2 separate regions of the Homo sapiens genome follow, and region 2 is linked to region 1. A link is a loop called in an ENCODE intact Hi-C map of the cell type or tissue named here. Cell type or tissue: dorsolateral prefrontal cortex. All regions are shown on one strand. Each heading gives the region's core, and the rest is flanking DNA. Links, peaks and the distances in the headings are about the cores only.

Region 1 (11,013 bases), core at 903-8,902:
TAAGTAGTGCATTATTAAATAGTCCATTTCACATATTATGATGTTTTCTTCTAGAATGTATTTGTTGACTAGAAGAAAAATAAAAAAGCAATCAAGTTTTCACATTTAGTAATAAAGTATAATTAGCTCCCTCAAATCCAAAAGAGTAGTGTTTTTTTTAAGAAAAATTTAAATTGTGTTAAGTAACCGAATATATTTAGTTGGTAAAATCAGCACATAAATTTCAAGACAGTAGCTGGGCGCAGTGGCTCATGCCTATTATCCCAGCACTCAGGGAAGCTGAGGCAGGAGGATCACTTGAGCCCAGAAACTCAAGACCAGCTTAGACAATATAGTGAGACTTCATCTCTATGTAAAATAAAATAATACTAATTTTAATTTTAAAATAGTAATAATAAAAAAGAAAACATTTAAAAAATAAATTTTAAGACAGTAAAATATATTAACTAGCAGCTATTTGATGCTGTATTATTTTCAGATTCTGCTGCCCATTTTCATCAGTCTGTGAGTTAAGCATCAAGAGCCAATATCATGACCTTGAATACAAAGGTGCTAGAACCCAGTTCCTACAGGGTAATGAGTATCCACATTGTCAGCTAAGCCCTTCTGAAGAATTCTAAAAGGGGTTCTCCTCAAAGACACCACATAATATTCCAACTACATCAATTTGCACATAGGAAATTGCCTCCAATAGCTATGAGGCTTGACCAGCTGGCTGCAGTAGGCACTTTGAAACAAGAAAAATCATCCCTTTATTACTAGCCTGTGTCCCAAATGTTGTAATATCCTCTAGTCACCTACTTTATTGCCTGTTCGCACTTGCCCCACCAAAATGATGGTGGTGGTAGTTGTGGCAGGGATATTGCAAGGTACTTACGGCAGAAAGAGAAAGAAAACAAAGATGCTAAGGGTTATTCTCAGAGAGCTAGTTATTTAAAAGATAATGAACTGGACAAACTTTTAAACAAAATTCATTAAAAAAAAGAAGAGATTGTCCAAATAAACAATATTAAGAGCAAAAAAAGAACATACCCAAGAATATGGAAAATAATTTTTTATCACAAAAAATACTATGTATAATTTTCTGCAGTAAATGTTAATTAACTTTATGAGATTATAAGTTATTTACTATGAATATCTATTATACATGATTTGATAAGTTTTGATAGATATACATATATCTGTGAACCTTTCTCCACAAATAAAATACAAAATATTTGGCCGGGCGCGGTGGCTCACACCTGTAATCCCAGCACTTTGGGAGGCTAAGGTGGGCAGATAACCTGAGGTCAGGAGTTCGAGACCAGGGTGGCCAACATGGTGAAACCCCGTCTCTACTAAAAATACAAAAAAATTAGCCAGGCGTGATGGCGTGTGCCTGTGATCCCAGCTGCTAGGGAGGCTGAGACAGGAGAATCTCTTGAACCCGAGAGGCAGAGGTTGCGGTGAGCCGAGAACATGCCATTGCACTCCAGTCTGGGTGACAAGAGTGAAACTCCATCTCAAAAACAAACAAACAAACAAACAACCAAAATATTTCCATCTATCCTAAAAAAGTATTTGTTCTTTTTTATGCGAATAATTTTGAAAATGAAGAGATTTACCATGAGCTAGACTCTTTTATAGAAATGTGTAAATTATAAAATTTGGCCGGGCGCGGTGGCTCACGCCTGTAATCCCAGCACTTTGGGAGGCCGAGGTGGGCAGATTACAAGGTCAGGAGATCGGGACCACCCTGGCTAACACGGTGAAACCCCGTCTCTACTAAAAATACAAAAAAAATTAGCCAGGCGTGGTGGTGGGCGCCTGTAGTCCCAGCTACTCGGGAGGCTGAGGCAGGAGAATGGCGTGAACCCAGGAGGCAGAGCTTGCAGTGAGCCGAGATCCGGCCACTGCACTCGAGCCTGGGCGACAGTGCATGACTCTGTCTCAAAAAAATAAAAATAAATAAATAAATAAATAAAAATAAAATTGAGTCAAGGAAAAAAATAGAATATTTGAATAATCCAGTAACCATTAAAGTAATTGAATCAGTATACAAAAACTTTCTCCATCCTTGAAATTAAAGACTCCAAGCCTAGATGGTTTTCTAGGTGATTTTAACCAAATCTTCAAGGAACAGATAGGATTGCCTGTTGTAAAACCGTTCTAGACATTAGAAAGAGAATAAAAGCTATCAAACTCATCTGTGGATATTTTACTTTGCTGTAAAAAATGAAAAAAACCCAACAATATAAGAAAGAAAATCATAGACCAAGCTCACCTATTAGCGTGAAGATAAAATTCCTTAGAAATCAGAAAATTAAACTTAGCAACATATACAAATCATCTTTTTGAATGAATTTCAATGGATGTTACAGTGTGTCATGACTCAGCAGTAGAGAAATGCTCTCCTGACTGCCTCCAGTTCACCTTAAAGCTTCCTCCGGGATGATCTTATCAAAATACAAATCAAATTATGCCACTACTCCACTTAAAACATTTTATCCCCTCTCCTGCTTGCTCTCCCTCTCACCTCACCTTCAGTATATTGCAAACCTCCATACCTGCTCAGTATAAACTATAAGGACCTCCATCAGGCTGCCTTTGCTTCCTTCCATTAGCATTCTTTGCCCCATATGCCGTGCTTCAAATTATATGAACTGAAACAGCCTCAACATAGCACGCTTTGTCATTTCTGTATCTTTGTTTCCCTAGAAGCTCCCTCAACTTTTGTTGTATAGTAAGACACCTAATCTAGTTTAGAAGCTCAGCATCTAGCTCTGTGAGGCTTTTTCTGCTCTCCTCTAATTCCTAAATCACTAAAGTAGATCTGATCACTCTCCTATTGAACCCAGAAACTAATTCTATTGAAGCCTTTCTAATATGTCATATTTGCACTGATGCTTCCCTCTTCCTGGACAGTCTACTTCCTTAAGGCAAGGATTGTGTCATTTTTCTTAGTAACCTTGTCTTCTGGCATATAGCAGGGTCTAAAGAATGAGCTAACCCTAGTAGAGGGAGTTTCCTGGTAATGTTCAATTTTCCAGTCTTTAACCCAGTATACTGTCATAGACAGGATTTCAGTAATTGTTGAACGAAAGTGGTTAACTATTTCATATTATAAGACTTTGGGTATATAAAGTCTTTCAGTGTCATCTGATGTGCACTATGACCACAACTCTGTTCATAATTATGGTTATAAAGTTTATTCTTGTAATAGGCCGGGCATTGTGGCTCATGCCTGTAGTCCCAGCACTACGGGAGGCTGAGGCAGGCTGATCGCTTGGGGCTGATCGCTTGAGCCCAGGAGTCGGATACCAGCTTGGGCAACATGGCAAAACCCCATCTGTACAAAAAATTACAAAAACTAGCTGGGCGTGGTAGTCCCAGCTACTCAGGAGGCTGAGGTGGGAGGATCACCTGAGCTCAAGAAGGTTGAGGTTGCAGTGAGCCAAGATCGCACCACTGCACTCCAGCCTGGACACAGGGTGAGACCCTGTCTCAAAAACAAATTCTTTTTAAGTTTATTCTTGTAATAAATAAAACATAAGACAATAATCTAAAGTAGACGTTCCAAGAAAATTGACAACAGCAGCAGAGAGGGAAAAAGTGCAAAGGCCACATACGTGCTAAAAGACTTCAAAATCTGATTGAGTAAAAGAGTAAGGAGAATGGGATCCAGCAGACTAGTGCTATTGCATTTATTTCAAAGACAGCAAAGATTGAATGCAACGTTTGGATTCCCATATCATGATTAACTGCTACATGAGGGATAGCAAATGTCTACACCTGTAAATGAGACCTTAAGACAATCAGCCTTCAGAAAAACACCATCCCATTGGATACATAAGTAGAAGAAAATGGACAAATAAGAAGGCCGGGCATAGTGGCTCACACCTGTAATCCCAGCACTTTGGGAGGCTGAGGCAGGCAGATCACTTGAGGTTAGGAGTTCAAGAGCAGCCTGGCCCACATGGTGAAACCCCGTCTCTACTAAAAGTACAAGAATTAGCCTGGTGTGGTGGCATGCACCTGTAATAGCAGCTACTCAGGAGGCTAAGGCCAGAGAATTGCTCGAACCCAGGAGGCAGAGGTTGCAGTGAGCCAAGATTGTGCCACTGCACTCCAGCCTGAGTGACAGAGTGAGACTCCATCTCACAAAAAAGAAAAAAAAAGAAAAAAAAAGAAAAAGAAATCACATCACAGGTACTAAGGGGAAAAAAAGAAAATGAAGCCTTTTTTTCTTGAGACAAACTTCAAGCAGTCTCATTAAAATAAAATATAACCAGAAAGTGGTCTAAGCAAGCATGTGTCTGCAGCCACAAAATCTTAGAAGTAGATCAGGTCATGCAGAGAAACAGGCGATGTCATGCAGTAGACAATCAAGACCATCTTTCCTGCTAGGCCATACACTCTTCAAGGCCTGGACTTTGCCTGTTCTACTTATCTTATGCACAACACCTTGCACACTGCCGGGTACCAGGTATGCACTCAGATATTTGATAAATTGAATCAGAATGCAAAGGGGTATGAAGGAGACTTACACTGATGAGCTTGTCTTGTTGGTTAGAGAAAAGTTAGCTATTCTCTCAAACAATCAAGCAAAGGCAAATAGTTTTTTGTTTTTAAATCTGCTGGCACCAAGCAGCCTTTTCCTTCTGGCCACAGCAGACAGTGCTGCCAAATGACTGGTCCTACTTTCCTCCAGGCAGCATGAGGCCAGGATTTTTACAATGGATGAGATGGGAACAGGGCCAGTAAACCCTAGGTTCCCCCAGAGAAGAACTGGGCAATAATTCAAGCTCTTCTGAAAAAAGCAGGGCAAGACTACAAAGGCATTCATTCAGTCACTTAGTAAATATTTCTTCAGTACCCACTACATATGCGGTATTGTGCAGGGCACCAAAGGCTCTAAGTATCTGAGATTAACATCATGCTTGCAGGATAGCCATCATGCAAGTGTAGGCCACTACTTCCTCTGTGGCACTGTTCCTAAATTCAGCCAATTTAAATAGATTTCTGCGTCATGAACGGCATGCTTAAAATAACAAAATGACGAGAGTATTATAACAGAACCCTAGCATACCAAAAGTGTCTCTGTGCTTTAGTTGCCAAAATATTTTTAGCTTCAGCCCCACCCATGAAATTTATAAAAGTTCCTAGAATTTGAGTTCTCTTACGATAGGAATAATGTTTCTTTGTTTGCTTTTCTGGATAGATTTTTTACAAAACCAGCAAACATTCATTTATTGGTTCATTCATTCATTCATTCATGTGCTGAGCACCTACTATGAGCCAGATGCACCAGGTATACTATGATGAACTAAATAGTTCCTTCCTAATGAGAGGAAAGCAGACATCAAATAAAAGAACAATAAAAAAGTGAATCAATAAATGACTACAATTTCAGGGTATAGTAAGTATAACTAAGCTAACAAGATAAGGTGATATGTTGGTTAGTGACTGGGGCAGCGAAGAGGAGCTATTTGACACAGGTTATTCAGAAAGGTGGGTCTCAGAGGGCAAATCTTAGCTGAGAATGAAGGAATACAAAGGAGCCAGCCACTGGAAGAAATAAAGGGAGAGTATTTCAGATGGAAGGAAAAGCTAGTGCAGAGGCAGATACAAACTGGGCATGCTTAAGGACCCAAAGAAGGGGCTGTGTGGCTGCAGTGGGGAGGGCAGGAAGTATGAGAGAAGTCCCCATGCTTGTAGCCAGGTGGGGTACAGTGAAATTTACTCACAACACTCACCCACTCGGTATCTACCCTGTCCCCCACCACAAATTCTCTTCTGTGTTCTGGGGACAGAAAGATGTCTATGCTTTTGAATAGCTCTGAGCTCAGAGACAAGTATGTAAACAAATAGTCTAGGAGAAAATGAAACGTGCTAACAGAGGTGTGTGCAAAGTGCTACCAGATTCCACATAAGGAAAAGTAAACCATTTAGGAAGGAAGAGGAATGTCAGGTCAAACGTCTCTGATGTGTCGACCTTTCAACTTGCTCTTAAACAATTAGTAAGAGTGAAAAGTCAGAGAAGGCAAGATGGACATTCCAAGCAGAAGATTCCATTTGTAAAGTGAGAGAAACTTTACATCCCCAGTGGGGATCTCTTGAAGGTCCAGCTGGAGCCTGAGCTATGAGGAGGTTGGGGAGTAGGAGAGGACATAATTTTAAGAGCTTTGACGATGATGCTAGAGAGCCTGGATTTGTCCAGAAGTAATGGGACACAATGCTTTGATTTTAGAAGATAGCTGTGGCAGCTGCTGTGCAGGGTGAATCAGATAAGCAAACAGCTGGGGGCAGGAAGATGAACTTTGTTAGCTGTTGCAGTAATCCAGGCAAGAAAGTAGAAGAATTGGAATTATGGCAATGAGAGAAATAGAGCCTTGTAGTTTACAGGCGCAAGAAGAAAGAGAACAAACAAGGGCAGAGGGTAAGAGTAGGTCCAGCATAAATCAACAGCACTTGAGTCTGACCTGAATATGGCTTTTGGTGTGTCTTCTTAATTCCTTTATTTTATTGGCTCCTTTATTAAAGCTTGTACTTGATGCTGAAGGATTTAGTACTCTCTTTCTCCTTCCCCTTACACCTTCCAAGAGGATTATCTATTAATCCAAATGCTGACAGTCATCCATTTCCATTACAAAAATAGACCTTCTCTATAACAGGATCCTCGCTGCAAGTAGATGAGCATTTTAAATAGAGCCTGAGAAGAAAATGATTCTCAGCACTTTCTATAATCCATGTTTATTGTATGAGCCTTTACTGTGTTTTATGTTAATGGAATTTACCAACAAAAGCAATGGATATCAAATTGAAATAAAAAATAAATGTAATAAATATCGAGCATCTCATTTTATTCATTTCTTCATTCAGTAGGTCCTAAGCAGAAAGCACAGTGCTGGGCACTATAGGAAACATGTGTAAGAATCAATCTTGGAGGGTTTAAATTCTGGCAGGGAATATTAGACACATAAATAACAATAATATGAGATAAAAAGATATATGTGCCATAAAGAAAGGCACAAGGTATCAGGAATTTAAGAAGGAACGATTACTTCTGGTTGGTGTAGTCATGATGCCTTGATGAAATTGGGGATATTAAAGCTGAGGTTCAGTGCAGGAGATTTTTCTTGTGGAAGAGACTTCACAAAGGCAGAGAGCTGGGGACAGGTGAGACACAGAGTGAGTATTTAGTTTGGCTGGGCAGGAGTTGTGTATATGGAATCAACCAGAGTGAAGCCTGGTCTCAATGCCCTGCTGAGCAGCGGATGGGGCACAGGTGACTGAAGGCTGGCTTTGAACAGGAACTGGAATGATCTAAGAGTAAGTTTTTAAGGCGATTAATCTTGGCAGTGGCAGATAAAATAGATTAGATTGGAGAGAGATTGGAAACTGTTTAGAAGGCTATTGAAATAGTCTACAACAGCAGTAATGAGAGTCTCAAATAAGAGTGGATGCCATGGAATAAAAAATGAAAGAGTGGACTTGAGAGGTCTTAGCAAAAGATCTCAAGTCACTCCGTTTTTCTAGAAGCAAGAGAAAGCAAAGCAGGTTTTATTTTTCCCCACTGCTAAATCACATATGCTATTTTTGAAGAAAGATACAATTTTATCACATAATTTAAGAAAGTAACAATATAATGATAGTACTGAATTATTCTCTGGGTGATTTCAAATTTGCTAATTAATTCTATTATTAATGACTTTTTCTTAAATAAGAAACAAGGTCTCATTATGTTACCCAGGGTGGTTTTGAACTCCTGGACTGTCCTGTGTAGGCCTCTCAAAGTGCTGGAATTACAGGCATGAGTCACTGCGCCTGGCCTATTAATGGTATTTTTTAAAAGTTTTTTCTAATTTTTAAGTAACAATTTTAATTAAAAAAGCAATACATATACAAGGTAAAATTCCAAACACTACAGAGCAGTATATGAAATGAAAACTCCTCTTTCATCTAAAGCCTCTGTCCCGTGTTCCAGAGGCAACTGCCGTTATCACTTTCTAAGATATTGTTCAAATATTTTCTAGCCATTTAAAAGCCTATATACATACATATATTGTTCTATGTCTTTTCATTTCTCTTCTTTTTCTTTTTTTTTTTAGCCATTTCATATGCTTGACTCCTCTGTCTTTTGACCTAATATGTTCCCATTCTGTCTTTTAATTTTTTTTTCTTCTCTGTTTCCACATGCTTTCTCCAGTATAGGATTTCTCAGCCTTTTCACTATTGACAATTTTGGCTGGATAATCCTTTGTTGTGGAGGAGCTCTCCTGGGCATTGCAGATGTTAGGAAGAATTCCTGGCCTCTTTGCCCAGATCCAAAATCTGGGCAAAGAAAAAATCTTCTGGAAAGAATTCAGCATTCTAGATGCCAATAAAAACACTGATGTTTCATGGAAGGAGATCAAAATAGCAACATTAACAGGGGTCTGGAAGAAGTTGATTCTGACTTTTATAACTGACAGTTTCAAAATTTCATTGTAGGAAGTAACTGTGGATGTGGTAGAAACAGCAAGAGAACTTGAATTAGAAGTGAACCCTGAAAATGTGACTAGATTGCTGCTATCTCATGATCAAATTTAAATGGATGAGGAGTTGCTTCATAGGGATGAACAAAGAAAGTGGTTTCTTGAGATGAGATCTACTCCTGGTGAAGATGCTGCGAACAACGTTGAAATGACAACAAAGGACTTAAACTATGACAGAAACTTAGTTGATAAAGCAGTGGTAGGGTTTGAAAGGACTGACTCCAATTTTGAAAGAAGTTGTACTGTGGGTAAACAGCATTGCATGATACAGAGAAATTGTTCATGGAAAGAAGAGTACATGGATGCAGCAAACTTCATTGTTGTCTTATTTTAAGAAATTGCCACAGCCACTCCATCCTTCAGCAACCACCACCCTGGTCTATTAGAAACCATCAATATCAAGGCAAGATTCTCCACCAACAAAAAGCTTATGACTCACTGATGGCTCAGATGATCATTAGCATTTTTCAGCAATAAAGTATTTCTACATTAAGGTATATGCTTTACTTTTTCAGACATAATGTCTTTGTACCTTTAATAGACTATGGTATAGTGTAAATATAACTTTTATATGCACTGGGAAACAAAAAATTCATGTGACTCATTTTATTGGAATATTCACTTTAGTGCAGTGGTATAGAGCCAAACCTGTAATATATTGAGGTAAGCCTTTATATATCCTAAACACCATGAGATTCTCATTAAAGTAGAAACAAAATGCATGCAAATAATTTTCCTGGGTATTTATGGGGGTTATGAAGAGTTATAGACATTAATCATCAAGGTTATGTTATTTGGAGAGGAAAAAACTAGACATATGAAAATGATACCAACCTTACAAAGCAGAGCATATGGTGCTCAAATAAATGATGAAGAGATAAATGCTATTAATTTAGAGGAAAAAAAGGGGCAAGTTTTATAATTAAAACAATAATTTTTGAATGAATGATTCATAAATTAATGTGTGTGTGCATGGCATGGGGAATGTAAGGATATATTGGTTAGGGTGGATGGCATACTGGAGCTGCTTAGACTCTGGCAAAACTAATAATGTAATAATCAAAGAATTCCCACTGAAAGACTGGGAAGTTTGCTTTAGATCTTTTATCAAGTGATCTTGAAAACCTGAATGGGGTGGTATTTGAGAATGGCAAATCCAGGATTTTTTTACTTATGTTTAAGGGGGCAAATAGTCCTTAGACTGTATGTAATGTGGGGCCAAATAAACCTCTTGTCTTCTTCCCCTCATCTTTTTTACCCTTCAGTGAACATTCACTGTGTGTCAACTATATGTCAGTTTTTTACAAGGTACCAGGAATACAACTGTGAGTAGGACACAGAGAAGGATTCAATTCCCACGGAAGTTTTGATCAAACAAACAGATACTTTGCATATAGAATGTATTAATTCTCTGGAAGATTCTAGTGTTATTTCCAATCTCTAAACCATCTGTTATCATAATGCATATTTATGGTCTATTGTCTCTGTCTCTGCAAAGGCAATTAAATATTACCTTATAAACCTTCCAAATATGTTAGAAATTATAAGCTACACTGACCACAATAATTGATTTCCCACTGCAGTGCTACTCCGTCAGGACTGAGAGGCAGCAGGTAGTCTATTTGTTTGAAATAACTTCCTAGATGTTTGGGTGAGACAGTGAGGAATTACTAATCAAACTGAAAATAGAGCCACGTTAAGAAAGTACAATGTAATTATCCAATTGGAATTTGGCCAGTATGGTAAGACAGATTTCTCTCAATTCCTAAAGAAGAGAGAATGACAATGTTAAATTATGCTAAGCTTCAGCCATGAATATATTTCTGACTCAGGTACAGATACCACATTATATTTTGAATCTCTACCAGTCCTACATTCTTGATAACCCCATTGAAGAGTTCAGAGCCCTAGAAGCTTGGATATAAGCCATGAAAACATTTACTCAGGGAAAGCTCATTTCTCTTATGTGGACAGGAACATTTATATAGTAGACATTTAGAAAAGCTCTATTAGTGTTTAGGGCTGTAAGCTCTCTGAACGAGGGGTAGAAGTTGTACCAAATACATTAGTATCAACTCATTGCTAGAAGCTGAGTGCTGTTTAGAAAACAACACGTTCAATCCTAAATCTGGGAGGACAAAGGCTTTTTTCATCACAGACACACTGAGAATTTCTCGAAAGCTATTAATACGAGCCCCCCAAACTGTTTCTCTCTCACACACACCTACATGTATATGTGCAGATGCATTGTGTGCACATATTTATATGCAATTTCAAGGGTTGGAGGGCATCAGCTTCTCTGAATTCAGTCTATGGGCCCTCACACTCCAGGTTTAGAAGCTATAGTTTGGTCAGCTTGATTCTCTATAGGCTGCTGCTTCAGGCTAAGAAAACTAAATTCTCTCCTTTAACACAGGAACTGCTAAGGAATCTATCATCTCAGTGCTATTTGGAAATTTGGGTTAAATAATTTGCATATAAAGAGGCCTTACATGTT
Region 2 (11,013 bases), core at 1,359-9,358, 60 kb before region 1:
GGTGTGTGTGTGTGTGTGTGTGTGTGTGTGTGTTGTGTGTGTGTTTGTTGGGGGAGTGAAGGGGGATGCTAGATAGTATATTTCTCTGGTGTCTCCTCTCATAAAGACACTAATTTTATTGGATTTGGGCTCAACTCTTGTGGCTTCATTTAATCTTAATTGCTTCCTTACTCCAAATAGAGCAACACTGAGGGTTAGGGCTTTAATATATAAATTTTGGAAGGAAACAAACATTCAGTGTTTTTGTACGTTGATACATTAACCAATGTAATCATCAAGCATGAAAAAGCAACTAATGGGCATCAGTTTGGGAAACAGAGGTAAAACTATTTATTTAGAGGACATGTGATTATATATCTGGAAAGCTCAAAAGAATCCATGGGGAAATATAACAAACAATAAGAGAATTCGATAAAATAATGTTATAAAATGGCACGTAAAAATCAATAGCATATATAAGTATATATGTATACATATATATAAACAAAAACAGTGAGAATATATAAATGAATAATAGATCTCATTTGTGATAGAAAATAGAGAAAAAAGAAGAAAGCACCTTGGCATCAACTTAATCAGAAGTGTCTAATATTTATAAGAGCAAAACTATAATGTGCTTTTGAAAGAACTAGTCACAAATAAATGAAAAGAAATACCATCATCTGGGAGAGAGAGAAGGAAATATCATAAAGACGTTAGTTCCTCTTACTTACTTAATACATTAAATTTGATCTTAGTTCAATGTCTCCAGGCTTTTTTCTAGAGTTAAACAAATTGATTATAAAGTTCATTAGGAATTTAAAAACAAGTAAGAATAACCAGATAAACTCTAAAAAAGAAAAGCAATGTTCAGGACAACAGCTGGAAGGAAAAACTATATCAGATTTCTTTAGAAAGTACTATTAAAAACTTTATTATTTAAACAGTTTGATATTAGCACATGAATAGGCAGACAAACTAATGAAAAGGTAGAAAGTTCAGAAACAAGATACAATCACATGTGACCATTTAGTATGCTTTATAGGTAGCATCTCAAATTGCTGGGTAGAAGATGGACAGTTAAATAAACATTGCTGAGATAACTGGATAGCCATATGGAGAAAGATAAAATTGGATCCATTTCTTACACCATAATCCAGGATAAATTCCCAATGGATCAGATATTTAAATCAAGGCTTTAAAAAGGAACTGTACATGTATTTTTAAAAAGCAGTTATGAATTCTTCTATATTCTGAAAATGGGGAAACATTGCTTAATATGACTCAAAATCTAGAAGACACAAGAGAAATAACATATATTTTGTTATATAATTTTTAAAATTTTTCACTGTAAAAATATAACATAAGCAAAGAAATAAATACAAATCATAGCATGGGAACAAATATCTTGCAAACTATACCAGAAAAGTTAGTAATACTAATACCCAATACAAAGATATTCATAAAACATAAAAAGTTTTAAAGATTGAGAAGAAAAATGCCAGGAATTCTATAGTAGAATGGACTGGTCTGCAGAAAATTGATGATAATAAAAAAAAGGATTTTTTTTTTTTTGAGATGGAGTCTTGCTCTGTCACCCAAGCTGGAGGGCAGTGGTGCAGTCTCGGCTCACTGCAACCTCTGCCTCCTCCTGGGTTCAAGCAATTCTCCTGCCTCAGCCTCCTGAGTAGCTGGGATTACAGGCATTTGCTACTATGCCCAGCTAATTTTTTTTTTTTTTGTAGTTTTAGTAGAGACAGGGTTTCCCCATGTTGGCCAGGCTGGTTTCGAACTCCTGACCTCAAATGATCCACCGACCTCGGCCTCCCAAAGTGTTAGGATTACAGGTGTGAGCCACCGTGCCTGGCCAATTGTTGTTAACCATATGAAAAGTTGCCCAACTTCACCCATGAAGGGATAGTTATTGACTCAGGGTGATGGTTACATGGATGTTCATTACCTACTTGCATACGCACATCTGATTGTGTCACTCATCTAGTTGTGAGCTGCAGATGGCTTCTCAAAACCTGTAAGATAAAATTCTAACAACTTAGCACAGCATTTAAGAATTTTTAGTCAGTATTCTGCCAAGCTGGTTAGCCTAATCCCTCACTGTTACCCAACTCCACATTATGCTGTGATCACATCAAAAGTTCTGTTATTCCACAAATTTGTCGTGTATTTTTTTCATACCATGCCTTTGCACCATGCTATTTCCTCTGTCCATGATGTCCTCTCCTTTCTTTTCTGCTTGGGAAAATCCTGTGAGTCTTTGACTCGAATGTCCAACTTTCATGTGAAGCATTTTGCTTGCTCCTTTGAGTTTCCACAACACTTTATTCAGGCTTTGATTAAAGCACTTCTTACGCAGTTGTGTAGCAATCGGCTTTTATGTATGCCTCCACCATGGAGAGAGGTATTTTTCTTGCCCCAATCTCCCTAGCCAATTTCCAGTGCCAAGCAAGCTGCCTGGCCACAAAGAGACATATAATAAATTTGTTGAATACAATAATTTTTATGCAGTTGCCAAAGAGACGTCAGCATTTCCTATACAAATCTTCTTTCAGGAAGATGTCAAGGGGAATGGAGGCTGGAAAGCGGATTCTTACAGATTATGTTTACTTGACAGCCTGAGTTTTGGCTGTTAGTCAGGACTCTTTTGGTTACAGGACAAAAATTCAACTTGAATCAGCTCTGAAATTGGCAATTTATTTGCTTCTAAAACCACACCTTGGAAATGGATTTGGTTTCAGAAGCAGTAATTTTTCTCTCTCTCTCATTCTGACACACACACACACACACACACACACACACACACAAGCACACCTCTGCTTATTGCTGATTGCTGCCTTCATCATCTTAAGCCTATGATCTCCACAAGGCAACAACTGGCAACAGATAACTCTAGGGTCATATGCTTGCAGCATTTGCAACTAATAAGGAACAGAGCTACTTCCTGTCAGCTGTGGTTTAAAAAATTCCATCAAACTACTCCAACTGCCCTGAGTCATGCAAGTATCGCTAGGCTATTTTCCATGGCAAATAAGGTGGAGTATAGGATTGACCTCAGTCTGGTACCATGCCTGTTCTGGGAATGGGATAAAGTGATTGGCAGCTTCCATCAGAACTATATTTTGGAGTGCAAGAGGAGCAGCTTCCGAAGAGAATAAAGACTTCTTCTTGCCTACAGAGGGATAATTCTCCACTATAGATATGAAGAAATGGACAAGATGAAAATGTTGGAAGAAATATTATGTAATTTTTATGATTAAACCTTTCATATTCCTGATATATAAATATTGTAATTCAAACACATTTTAAAAGTTTATCAATCAAAATAAAAAACTGCTCAGGAATCTCATTTGTACTCTTTCATCTTTTGTTTTCTTTCCTCTAATTATTCTTTAAATAAGGATCTACCTAAAGAGTACAATTCTCTAACATGAGCTTTCTAAATTTCATAAATTTTATTCTTCGTCTCTTATATTTATTCTTTTACTGTGCCTATTTCTGCTAAAATCAAAGAATATTCAAAAAGAAAAGAAAAAACTGAAGAGAAAAAGTTTTTCTTATCTATGAATGAGTTACTGCTCAAGGATATTTTGAGAGTGGAAAAAAATGGAGCAAGCATGTCCATGTTCGGTCTTAACCGAATTTTCTAAGGGTACTTGTGAAGTTGTTAAAGGTCTATATCCAGAAACTTGGGCTAGCTGGCAAGTATCACCACCCCACTCTGGGAACAATGTGACTGCAGGTAGAAAGGGTGATTGTAAGGTGTTACCATGCTGGCTTGGTAGCCCCAACAAGCAGCTTTTTCTTGGACTAATATGATCTGCGTACATTTGAGTGCCCATTATGTGCAAAGAATTGTCCTACAAACTGTGGATGGATAAGAGAAATTCCTGATGAGATTAACCCTACATAGAAAGAGAAATATGAAAAACTGTGGGGTAGGATTTTAAAATAACAACTGTTCTTTTGCAAATTAAATACTTTAATGTAAAGACACATTTTACTTAGCCTGTCTGTATTTTCTGCGTTTTTTTTTTACAATAAACATATTTCAAGGTTCATAAAATATAATGAAATAAATAAGTTATTCTAAAATATTAAAGGATACACCTCCTCTGGCATCAAATAAGTTCAAATCCCATTTCTGCCAGTCACCAGTTGTGTGAACTTGGGCAAGTTGTTTAATCTACCCAATAACACTGTGAATATTACAGAAGATAAAATGTAATAAAGTGGTTGATACTGTGCCTGGAATGTAGAAGTTGGATGAAATAGATTATGTTCATCGTTCTTCTTATTAATGTGAAAGACAATCTTAGTTGAAGTCTAGAAAAAAATAAAATCTAGAAACAGGTGGTAACTGACCCAGTTTATTCTTTCCCAATATTTGCTCAAGTATGAATTCTCTAGGCTCTGTCAGCTTTATACTCAACTCACTCAGAAAGCACCTCAGAGTTCACTGTCAGGGGGTGTCCAGGGCTTGGGTTGCTGTTGCCTCATGTTTTATTTCTAGTAGCAGGAGCTGGCTAAAACTTCAGCCCTGTTTCTAATTAGAGCTTTAGAACTAAGTGACATTTGCCATCATGTGAGTCCAACCTTGGGATTACTGTGGTCAGTATGTTTCCCTCTAATTCAATCTCAAGGAGGGAATAAAATGGTAGTTTTTCTTTTACTCCTTGTTTTGGCAACTTTATTTTTCAATTAAAGGTTATTCAAGGTGAAAGTGGTGAATAGTGACAGCTTCTTGTTTGCCTCTCCTTTGTTCTTCCCTCCCACACACCTAATTCTGGATGGGCTTTTGGCAGTTTCTTCCACACAGTGGGGAAGTCAACTGCTGACTCTTCCCAATGTTTACTGACTGCTAAACCAGGCTTTCTTTTGAGAGGAACCTCTTTATTTCTTTCTCATGACCAAAATCTATTTATACAAACAAAATACATCTATTTTTATCCAACTTAAATGTTCTCAGCCAGTTTAGTCAAACTCTTTTGACCTAAGTTTGTTTTTCCCAGGCTCACTATTTGAATAGTTTTAGAGACAGAAGTTATATCCTTGCATATAGCAATGCAGTTGTAGTGGGGCGGGGTGGGGGGAAAACACACAGCACAATTCTCACTAATGGAGCTGTTGGAAAACAGAATTGATGGCTCTCTAAATATGGAAGCTACTACTACTTGTTCTTAATACAGTTCTACAACCGGTTCATTTAATAAGGACTTATTGTGTGCCATACAGGGCACATGAATAATTTATGTATTCCTCTTAACAACCCTATGAGTTGTTATTATTTTCCATCCCATTTTACAGATGAGGAAACTGTGGTTTAGAGTGGTTAACTAATTGGGCCAATTCTACCCAGATAGTGAGTGATTAAGTCTGGGACATGCTAATTAAATTGTTAAGGTTAATAGATTCTATAATTTCCTCATGTCAGGCAGAAATATAACCATTGAATCAAATATTTTCAATGTTTATTCACAAAAGTGTGAATTGAGCTCTAAAACCTATTTGCAATAAATGAACAACAAAAGGGTTTATCAATCAATTGAAAGTATGTTGCTTTTTAAGCGTAATCTATGTTGCCTGCTGTTATAAGGTTGTGGGCTTCTCAGATCTCTACAGCATTTTAGAACTCAAAGGGATTTAGAATCCATTTACTTCAGTGTTTGTTCCTACAATGCTCAGATGCTGTCTAGTTTCTCAATGAGTGTCTTGGAGGAAGGGGTTGGGTTATTTGGCACACCTGGGGTTGTCTGGCAGAATAATTAATCCCATTTATAATACAATGTATAGATCATTTTCAGCTGTGACTGTTCTGTAACTAGTTGGTAAGAAACTGCTAGTTCAGTAAACTTATTGAAGCATTGACTAAACTGATTGTCTGAATGTTTAAATGTTAGACCAGTTTTAGTGATAGCATTGGTTGTATGACTTGACAAGGAAGGAAAATATGTCAGTTTTCCTGAGATTTATGTCCAGGATGTACAAACAACTTGAATTTTCTCAGATGCTCTTAATTTCCAATTTTCAGTTATTTTCTCTCCATAGTCCATTGAAATGTCCCCTAAATTCTAGTTTATAGAAATTAATAACTGAATGAATTAAGTCAGCAAACATTACAATATCAACTAGCTACAAAAGATGACACAACACAAAAGATGTGGAATCATAAACCTGGGGCTATCTGGCTGCATAAAAGTTATAATTACTAATAAAAATGCATATATGTCTAACATATATGAGGCACAACTCTTTATGAATACGGTACTTTCCAGTCATAAAGTTTTATAAAACCATGATAATAAAAATGCAAGTGTAATTGAGATTGCAAAGAAAACTAATACAGTACAAGGTGTATGATGGGATAATCATTATGTTCACTATAGGCCATTACTTTGTCTATGGTAGGAAGAAGTTTGAATTATATTCAGAAGGATTTAGTGATGCTTTAATATATCATGCACCTAGGCAGAAATAAGTTTCAATTATTTCTGCAAATATATACGTGTATAAATACATACATAACCACTAGAGGCAGTAGTTGTTGGAGTGTAAATTCTAGGGATTGACTGCCTGGCTTCAAATCCTGACTCTGCCACTTATTCATGCATAGCTTGGGCAAATTACTTAATTTCTCTGTTCCTCATTTTCCTCATCTGTAAAATGGAGATAACAATAAAATCTAAATCCTGTAGTTGATATGAGGATTAAGGGACTCAAAATAGTATGAATATTTATTGAGTTCCTGCTGTGTGCCAAGCACTATTCTATATCCTGGAGATATGGAGGTGAATAAGACAGGGCCCCTGCCCTCACCTGTTAAGACAACCAGTAAGCACACAGTATGAATAAGATAACTGAAGATTCTGAGTAAGTGCCAAGAAGACAATGGAAGCATCTTTTTAGAATGACTGAACTCATAATATAGCTTGAGGATATGACTGCTTAAAATATAAGTAATATAAGCATGCATATGTACAAGTATCTAGGATTTACAGTTGGCTTTTGGCACCTACTCACTAACGAACTTGTGGAATGGCTTTGCTGGATATATCTAACTAATATTTTGGTTTCTGTTCAATACAGGCTGCTCATCTCTTCTTTTCTGTGCTCTCCAAGATCTGTTGCACCTTCTTCCCTGTAAGCAGCCCATTGATTTTTAGGGCTGTGACTTTCCTAACCCCTTGCCTTCACTGTGAATTACCCTACATTATCCTGCTGAGAAGACATCAGAGTACTGCTAAGGAAGCTTTGCTTCACTCTCAATATGTTCTGTAAAAAATGCCTACAATTAAGAGCTGTATTAACAGAGAATGTCTTTTCTCAGTATTTGCATCATGCTGCAGCTCTTACAGTCCATCTCTGCCTTTCTCTCCCTGGCCTCCACTGACATTTTGCACATTGTCTTCTCAGCTGTCATGATGGATTATTTAGCTTAATTTGTCTGGAAGAGTGACTGTCTTATGGGGGTTTGTATTGAAAGCAGATTTCCCTCATTATTCAGAAATGAGAATGCCATGACACTTCGTAGGTAACACCAGTAGTCTTCCCTTGGCTGGCAGGAGTCAGGAAGTTTACTGTTTAACCTTTTCGTGCCCACTTTTACGTAGGCAACAAGAAAATATAGGATAGTTTCTAGTGTAAAGTGGGTATAACAGATTGAACCATAATAGCCAATTACTGAAAAAATAGTTCTTTGTTAGGTCATTTATAATAAATTTTAGGTTGAAAATATCTTCTCATGGGATAGAAGTCTCTGATATTGAAATATTGTTATGCATGTAGCACTTATAAGAGCTGTTTACTGAAATAATTTCTAAGTATTTTTCAGAATTGGTGTTGAATTACAAAGACTGAGTCAGTGAGAATGGAAGTACATTTGCTAGGCCTACTTTAATATCAATAGAATTGATGCATGGGGCAAGCAGAGGGAACATTCAAGAATTTTCCTTTGCTATACAACCCTTCTCAAGAGAATAAATTATTATAGTTTTCTTTTTAATGTAAGCTGGACCTTCAATGAGGAATATTTCTTCAGGTTTTTGTTTGTTTTGTTGCTTTTTTTTCAACTTTAACACACTTTTATAAAGACCATTCATTGCCTGTGAGATTGCAGCATAGGAACTGTGTATCTCAAAAGGCCATATTAAGCACCTAGTTATAAATACTTGTCCATATTGAGCCTCAGAAAATGATACCCTGAAGTGAAGGATTCAGATGTCTTTTGCCCCTCATTCTCCCTCAAGGTGAACCATAAAAACTGGAATTCCTCTTCCCTAAGGTGGGTCATACAAACCATATCTGCTTTTCCTCAAAGCCAAAAATAAAAGCTAGAATGATTAGTCTAACCTTGTCCTGCCTTTCTATCTAGGAGCTGGCCATAAAGACATTCTCTGACCTCCCCTTATTTGATAGTAGGTCATCAAACCCTAATTCCAGAAGGAGTCATGCCCCATACCCAGGAGGAAGAAATGCCACACAGAGAGGCCAAGAAGAATCAGAATAGACAGTTCTTATGGGTTTCCACACGCAGTCCATTACTATTAGATAATTCTTCCTTTGTCCGATCACATTTCTACACAACTGTCCACTCCATTGAATCTAAGCATAAAGATGGATAGTTTTCCCTGGTTCTTTGAGCCTTCTTTCAGAAGGCTTCTCTGTCACGTAAAAGCATGATTAAATATTTGTCATGCTTTTTTCTCGTTAGCCTACCTTTTGTTATAGGAGTGTTGGCCATGACCCTTATGACGGATGGGGAAAGACATCACATCCTTCCTCTCCTACTTGCAGAAATATGAATACTCAAGGTTAATGTCAAGGCAAGAAATCTATTTATCAATTATTTAATTAAAGTAACACAAATTATATCTTTAAACCATGATTTAAAAATTTAGCTAGCATTTATTTTGCCATGTTCTGTTGTAATCACATTTGTGGTGTTATTTTATTATCACAGTTTCTATCAATTAAGTATTATCTTATCAATTTTTAACATGGTTAAACTGAGGCATAGAGAGATTTCAGCAACAAAATTCTTAATCGTTATGTTCATCATTAGCACCATAAGGATTTCTAAGCAGGTAAAATTCAGGAAAAAGGTGCAAATTTGAATTAATAATTATGTAAGTGGGAGATTTTATTGTAATTAGCATTACCTTCAATGTCAAGTAATTCAAGGTTTAAAATAGAGCCTTCTAATTTTGTAAAGACATGATTTAGTAGGAAAGGAATTTGTCATTTGGGTAAAAGACTATTGCAGATGTTCATTGTATTTTGAAGGAATAGTTGCTATGAAAACATCTTTATTGACAACCACCACAGTCAGCAGTAACATATCCTTTTTCATTTCGGATTCGTTTTGTTACTAAAGGACGTTTGTTCCACTTCGCATCTGAATTGACAAGGAATGGACTCTTCAGCTCTGACAGGCAAGTGAGAAACCATTGGCTGACAGGATCAACAAAGAGACCAAGACAAAAACAAAACAAAACAAAACAAAAAAATCCACAGGAGTGGAGCTTAAAAATATATTTGTTTGAAACCCAGTCTCAGTAATGTCTTTATTTTACAATAGGAACTCAACTCTTAAGTTAAGGTTGCTACTCTTTTTCTTCTATAGCATATTATATCTATCTTTGCTGAAATAATGGCAAAGAGATGCTGGAGTGCATGTCAGAATGGTGAGGGAATGAGGAGTCATTGACTGCAGTCGTTTTCCAACTAAAGTAATAACAAAATGTAGGCTTCAGGGAAAAAAAGATACTTGAAAAGTTTAGATGAACTTTTTAAACCTAGAGCAGATAATTAGCAATGACCTTTTATTGCCTTTATTTCCTGGCAAGCACCTGTAATCCCAGTTACTCGGGAGACTGAGGCAGGAGAATCCCTTGAACCCGAGATCATGCCACTGCACTCCAGCCTGGGAGACCGAATGAGACTCTGTCTCAAAAAACAAAAAGTTTCCTTTGTTTTTATTAATTCAAAATTTCCTGAATTATAAAGACTTTTAAAACTTCATAATTGTTATATGTTCTACATGACTGTATTCAAGAATAATTTAGGAAAACATTATTGAGAAGATTTGTTAAAGCTTAATTTGGGAAAGTTGGGCATAGTGACATGTACCTGTAATCCCAGCTACTCAGGAGGCTGAGGCAGGAGGATTGCTTGAGGAGTCCAGGAGTTCAAGGCCAGCCTGGGCAACACAGCAAAACTCCATCTCTTAAAAAAAAAAAGTTTAGTATGGGTAGATATATTTAATATCTATCCCCTAAGGGCAACATAAATATTTTGGCTCCTTATGTCAAGGATTTCTGCATCAAATCTGCTTGTCTTCATTGCTAAAATAATACATTAGAATCATTCTGTGCTATACAATCACCATAGACTTACAACTAAAAACACAGCTTTATCATTTACTAGATATTTACTTTTAGAAACAAGATGAAAGGTGGAAACCTCACTCCTGAAAGCTTGGCTACTACCACACCTCAATTCAAAGGACCAATTGTGTCCTGACCTACAGGGAAGAGGAGGGCCTTGTAAGACTCAGGCAGGAATTGTAATATTCATGGAAGAGAAAGAAGACTTTATGTTATGAAGTAGAAAGAAGGAGGCAGACCTTATATTTGAAAAGGTTCAGAGGATGTCACCCCAAAATATGTCACTCTGGCCTAAGGACTATTTTGAGTCAAAGGCAATTAAACAAAACAAAACAAAACAAAACAAAACAAAACAAAACACAAGAAGACACGAGAAAAACTCTCTGTTATCCTCCCCCTCTATCAGGAAGGGCAGGATGATTCTATATCACCAGAAACAGCTATAAAGTCTACCAGCCCAAGGAAGGCACCAGAGAGGAATCTACATAGTATATAAAACAAACCTACTAACTAGACCTCATCCTCCATTAACTTTTCTTTTCTTTCTTTCTTCTTTCTTTTCTTTCTTTCTTTCTCTCTCTCTCTCTCTCTTTCTTTCTTTTTTTTTTTTTTTTTGAGACAGAGTCTCACTCTGTCA

What was found. Peaks named below come from ENCODE experiments on the same cell type or tissue, not always from the same donor. Only the 100,000 strongest peaks of a DNase experiment are listed, where the experiment ranks them.
Region 2: it touches region 1 in a loop (2.0-fold over the local background); 4 of 110 quality-filtered maps call a loop at or near these places.

Annotation. Positions count from the first base shown.
Region 1 is chr3:167,808,534-167,819,546 of GRCh38, reverse strand. The region is part of intron 6 of SERPINI1 (serpin family I member 1); the gene reads right to left. Among named protein-coding and RNA genes, the nearest start is that of SERPINI1, 78 kb to the right of the region's middle. RefSeq lists a silencer at 3,241-3,440. In dorsolateral prefrontal cortex, for the core only: a CTCF peak has its summit at 4,814; a DNase peak (open chromatin) is centred at 4,706; H3K4me3 peaks cover 719 bases; H3K27ac peaks cover 6,405 bases.
Region 2 is chr3:167,868,666-167,879,678 of GRCh38, reverse strand. No RefSeq gene overlaps it. Among named protein-coding and RNA genes, the nearest start is that of SERPINI1, 140 kb to the right of the region's middle. In dorsolateral prefrontal cortex, for the core only: no CTCF peak of the experiment used is centred there; no DNase peak of the experiment used is centred there; H3K27ac peaks cover 1,466 bases.